2 separate regions of the Homo sapiens genome follow, and region 2 is linked to region 1. A link is a contact called in ENCODE Hi-C data. All regions are on one chromosome and are shown on one strand. The core of a region is the stretch at or near the end of the contact, and the rest is flanking DNA. Distances in the headings are between cores, read along the strand shown.

Region 1 (2,553 bases), core at 22-2,521:
GAAAATATATCCATATCAATTGCTGAAATAGGCTGTTTGATCCATGACTGAACGGAAATATAAGGAAGTATCTAGATACTTCTAGATGGCCTCTCAAACTCCCTTTAATATCTTTTTCTCTTTTTTTTTTGCACAACAGATCCTTTTTGAAAAATGGAGGAAAAGTTATGAATCCTCTTAAAAAATTCACATATAACACACAAAATATAGTTCATAATTTTAGGGAGTCCATGAATTTCTGAAACGCATCCATAAACTTTAAGTATTGCTCTCACCTGTCTTTCCTCCCAAGAGGCAATCCAATCCTCAGTCCTATTTCACACTATAGTAAGTTTACTGGATTGTTTGGAAGCAGCTTCTGGAAGCAGGTGGATTTGGGAGATCAGCAGTTGTTACTACATTCTTCTTACTTTGCAAGGTATCAAGGTGTAGATGATGTAAGAGAAGATGCCACATTCTGGATCTTTCAGAAAGCTGTTACGGATACTACAAATAATGGTCTCTGACCACAGAAATAGGTGAATCATTCAGCAAATATTTACTGGGCGCCTGATATGTACAGGCACTATGCTAGGGACTGAGCTCACCGAAATAAAGAAGACACCATTTCTGTCATTGATGAGTAGCTTCACATGTAAAAGCATGGATGCAGTTACTGGTGGCCTTAAAAACAAAGTCACCTAAGTTTGAGGCATTCTGGGGAGATGGAAAGGGCTCTGAGCTGGCAATTTGATTTTTGGTTTCTCTACATCCCAGACTTATGAGCTTGGCAAGTCACTCAATCTCAGTTGCTTCGCCTATCGAATGGGGTTAATAGGCAGACGAGAATTGTTGCCTATCTTCAAAAAGATAACCTCTGTAAAAATGCAAATAAATGAGAAAACACAAACGCAGGGCTGATCTAAAGTGATAGTTGGCAGAGCCACCCACTGAGGGAAGAGTTCAGCTCCCCAGGTCTACACAGCCTGTGCAGCGCCTCGCAAGAGGCGGGATCCGCTCAGTAAGCTTTCCCGGATGGCACAGGTTCCGCTTCCGCAGGCAGATATTCGCTGTAGGTGTGAGCGCCAGGCGTCAGACTACAGCTACTGCCGGGGCCTCCTTGGCGCGCATGCTCCTGCGGAGAGGCGGAGACCGGAAGGGCGGGGGCGTGGCGAGGTACCGCAGACCGCCGGCTCGATAGCTCAGCGGCCGGGCTTGGGAGGCGGGGGCGCGCCCGCGCTCGTTCGCGCGGCCGGCTGCGTACAGTAGTGACGGCCGCGCGGGAGCGGTCACATGACCGTAGCGGCAGCCTGTACAGTAAGAACCCAATATGGCAGCGGCGGTAGCAGTGGCAACGGCAGCAAGAGGACCGGCCGCCCCATAGACCCCCCCGCGCACCACCCCCGCCGCTTCCTCTGCTTGGGTGCCCCCCCGGTCTGACTTCCCTTTTCTCCCACCTTTCCCGGCACCGCGGGAAAAGCAGCGCAGGGCAGAGCAGGCAGGGAGGGCGGCCGGAGCCCGGACACGGGAGCCTCCCAGTCAGTTCAAGACCCGACATGAGGGAAAAGGGACGTAGGAAGAAGGGCAGGACCTGGGCGGAGGCCGCCAAGACGGTAAGGGGGAGGGAGCGAAGGGGAAGGCCGGGAGGATTTTGTTCCCTTGTCGCCCGCCAGTCGCAGGGAAAGGGAGGTCACTGGCCCAGGGACCCGGCTGAAGGGGCACAAAACCGCGCGGAGAGGGCGGCGGTTAGTGTCGGGGTTGCGATCCCTGTGGGAATGGAGGCGCCCGGCGGAACGTGATAGCCGCGGGGCCGTGGCGTCCCTCGGCGTCTGCGGCGAGTCCTCTCAGTGTTTTGAGGCTGTCTTTTGGGGTCGAGCCGATATCACCTCCGCTCTGTGGTAGCCCTCGCCCCGGCACGGGGAAGTCTGTGGTGCTTGCACGGTAACCGGTTCTTCTCCCTTGTGCGGCTGGAGAGCCCCCATTGGATGCAGATAGGAGAAGGCTTGTGCGTGCATCCAGCCCCGGAAAGGAGAGGGGAGCGCTGGAGCTGGATAGAATTTACCCGTTACAGCGGACGTGCCTGTGACCCCGGGCCCCCTGTTTGTCTGGCTCCCGGAGCAGACGAGAGATCACGAGGCTTTTGTTTTTGTTTGGTGTTGGAGCCGAAAGTGCAGGAGGTGTTTAGAAACGAAGTAACAGGTGGGACTTGTAGAATTTTTTTTTTTCCTGTTTCCGTAGAGACCTACTCTGAACAAGGCAGCAATGCATGGTGGGACGTGTAGTTTACCCGGCCTTCACGTTACCCTAGCCAAAGGGATGGTGCCCTAATGAAGTTGTAATTAGTGGGCAAAACAATTTTCCCCCTAATTGTGTTATGACGAAATTTAGAGGTAGATTTTAAAAAGTGGAATATTGAGGATTAGTGAGAACTTTTACCATATTTTAAGAAGAAAAAATTAAAAGCATGTTGTATGCAGAAATGAAATGGCAGGAGATAGTGAAGTTCATACATCGTTGAGGGTGCAGCAGAAAAGTAATAGGGCATTAAACGGCAGCATTTTAATAGTGGAAAGT
Region 2 (2,553 bases), core at 31-2,530, 1.2 Mb before region 1:
CTGCGGAAGCGGCCCTGCTTCTGGTTTTGGTTGGGAGGAGTTGCCACCTTCTTTGGCTGCTTCTTGTTCCCTGGTTTCTTAGGTTCCACAGCAGGGGGTGGGACCTGCTCCTTATTCTGCCGCTTCATGATATTCTCAAAGCCCCGCTCATAAAGGGTGCTTGTGGTCTGGATTGCAGCTGGGGTGAAGATAGGTAGAGAAAGGCAGGCCACCCTTGAGTCCCCAAGGCCTCACCTATCAGTGGTCCCTTTCCCCACACTGCCACCTAATTCATCTCCAGGGAAGAGCCTGTCTCAAAGCCCCTTCCTCTTGGACTGCTTAAGGAGCAGGGCAGGCTGTTCTCCTGGTAGCTTCTTTCATTACAGCTCTTGAGTCTATGGGCTCTTTCATAAAGATGGGGCAGTTCTTCATTAGACAAATCAGAGTATGTAGGAACAAGCAGAGAGGTTGGATATAGAGGTTTGCCTTATTCAGTGAGTGGCTACTAGTCTGGGAAGACAAGCTTTTTCCATCTTGGTCCTACCCTAACGCCTCTTGGTTCCGACATGACAACTCTATAATCAACAAGTGGCAATCTTTCTCCACTCCTCAGTGGAAGAACCAGGTGTCACTTATAATTCCTGGTGAGTGTTGAGTGTGTGGCGGTCATTTCTCCCACTGCTGGGCCTCCTGTCCCTTCCTCCATGACCTGCTGGTTACTTAAAGAGGGGGCACCGTGTATAATGATCCACAGTACCTCTTCAAAGCTCAGACACCTGCCCAGAGAGACCAGCTAGGGCCCTGGGCAGCTGGGAGAGTGTGTGCAGTGAACTGAGAGTCTGAGGACCGGAATCCTAGCCCCTCTGACACATGACCCTGGCCAAGGTATCCAACTTCACTGGGCCTCAGTTTACTCATCTGGGAGGTGAGGACCGCAACCTTCCCTGGAGCTGTCTGCCTCCCGTGAGGCTCCAAAGAGACAACGCAAGCGTGGCGCTCGGGGATGTGCCTGCGAGCTCGCGCCCAGGTTCTGGGAGCCGCTCGCTGCGACCCTGCCGGACAGGCCTGGGGTAGGCGGCGGGGCAGGGCGGGTACTCACGGGTCAGGTCGTATTTCCACACTCCGTTTGCTTCCCCGAGCGCCCTGCGGTTCCTGCCGCCTCCTCGGCCGCCGGCGCCGGCGCCGACCCCAGGCCGCCGACCCTTCTTCACTACCTCCCACCGCCCCACGCCCGCCGTCTTGGTCGCCATGGCTCGCAGCCCTCCCTCCTCGGCCACTTCCCCGGCTTTCCGGTCCGGCGCGAGCGCGCCGCACTCTGCCACGTCTCCTCGCAGGACCGCGCGCCCGGCGCCCGGCGCCCGCCGCAAGGCAGCCTGGGACTTGTAGTCCCTCTCCTGGGCCGGGCTCTCCTGAGCGAAGAGCATCGGGAAGAGGCTTCCGCGGCAGCCTGCGGCCCCCGCCCAGGCGAAGAGGCCGGGAGGAGAGGAGATTCCCTTCTGAGAACGTTCATTGAGCGTCGATGTGAAGGCCACGGCATTGAGAGACTTGGTAGAACTGTTTCTGTTTTTCTTTCCTTTATTGATCAATTGATTGATTGATTGCCAGGGCCGCGCTCTGTCGCCCAGACTGGAGTGCAGTAGCGCGATCTCAGCTCACTGTAACTTCCGCCACCCAGGTTCAAGCGACTCTCGTGCCTCAGCGTCCCGAGTAGCAGGGACTACAGGCTCCCGCTGCCAAGCCCAGCTAATTTTTGTATTTTTAGTAGAGACGGGGTTTCGCCATGTTGGCTAGGCTGGTCTCGAACTCCTGACCTAAAGTGACCCACCCCACCCCCACCCCTCAGCCTCCCAAAGTGCTGGGATTACAGGCGTGAGCCACGGCGCCCGGCCACTGTTTTTCTTTCCTTTCTCGTAGAGCTGGAAGGATGGAAGGGAAGTAGTGCTCCTCATATCTAGGGAGAGATTGAAGATTAAATGCTTCCTTCCTTCTAGGAAAGTGCTGGCTTTACTGTTGCTAGTGATTAAACCTCGGGTTTAATGGGCTATACAAATCTATTGCCAAAGAACAAGGAAGAGGATGGGGGCTTGAGGAAAGGGCAGAGTGTTGGGGAGCTGGGGTAGGAGGTGGAGAATGGAGAATAATTTTTTTTTTTTTTTTTGAGACAGGATCTTGCTTTGTCGCCCAGGCTGGAGTTCAGTGGCGCGATCACGACTCACTGCAGCCTCAACTTCTAGGGCTCAGGTGATCCCCCACCACGGATCACCTGACCCACCACCACCCCCGGCTAATCTTTGGTATTTTTTGTAGAGACTGGGTTTTGCTGTGTTGCCCAGGCTGATCTCAAACTCCTGGGCTCAGTGATCCACCCTCTTCAGCCTCCCAAAGTGCTGGGATTACAGGAGTGAGCCACCGCTCCTGGCCTCTGAGTTCTTCTCATGGGAGGCTGAGAAAAGTCTGGGGGTCTGGGACAGCCAGGGCCGGGTTTCCCCTTCCAGGCAATGAGAAAGAACAGGCTCTGCCTCCCACCATAAGAGTCAATCCCAAGTTCCAGATGTGTCAGGGAAGCGATGGAGA

What was found. A loop is a pair of places that touch in the nucleus more often than their neighbours do. Pooled maps may share reads with other maps.
Region 2: a loop to region 1 is called in a map of naive thymus-derived CD4-positive, alpha-beta T cell, with 11 times the contacts of the local background. The contact joins the promoter of TMEM214 here to the promoter of ASXL2 in region 1. A Hi-C loop is called at or near these places in 1 of 168 maps with a recorded cell type or tissue (naive thymus-derived CD4-positive, alpha-beta T cell), 2 of 37 single-sample maps with no recorded cell type and 11 of 50 pooled maps.

Annotation. Positions count from the first base shown.
Region 1 is chr2:25,877,205-25,879,757 of GRCh38, reverse strand. ASXL2 (ASXL transcriptional regulator 2) reads left to right here and starts at 1,271. Exons shown (of 13, transcript NM_018263.6): 1 at 1,271-1,592. The coding sequence starts at 1,536. RefSeq lists a silencer at 1,092-1,251 and an enhancer at 2,162-2,211.
Region 2 is chr2:27,031,692-27,034,244 of GRCh38, reverse strand. TMEM214 (transmembrane protein 214) reads right to left here and starts at 1,280. Exons shown (of 17, transcript NM_017727.5): 1 at 1,079-1,280; 2 at 1-178. The coding sequence starts at 1,229. RefSeq lists an enhancer at 1,368-1,657.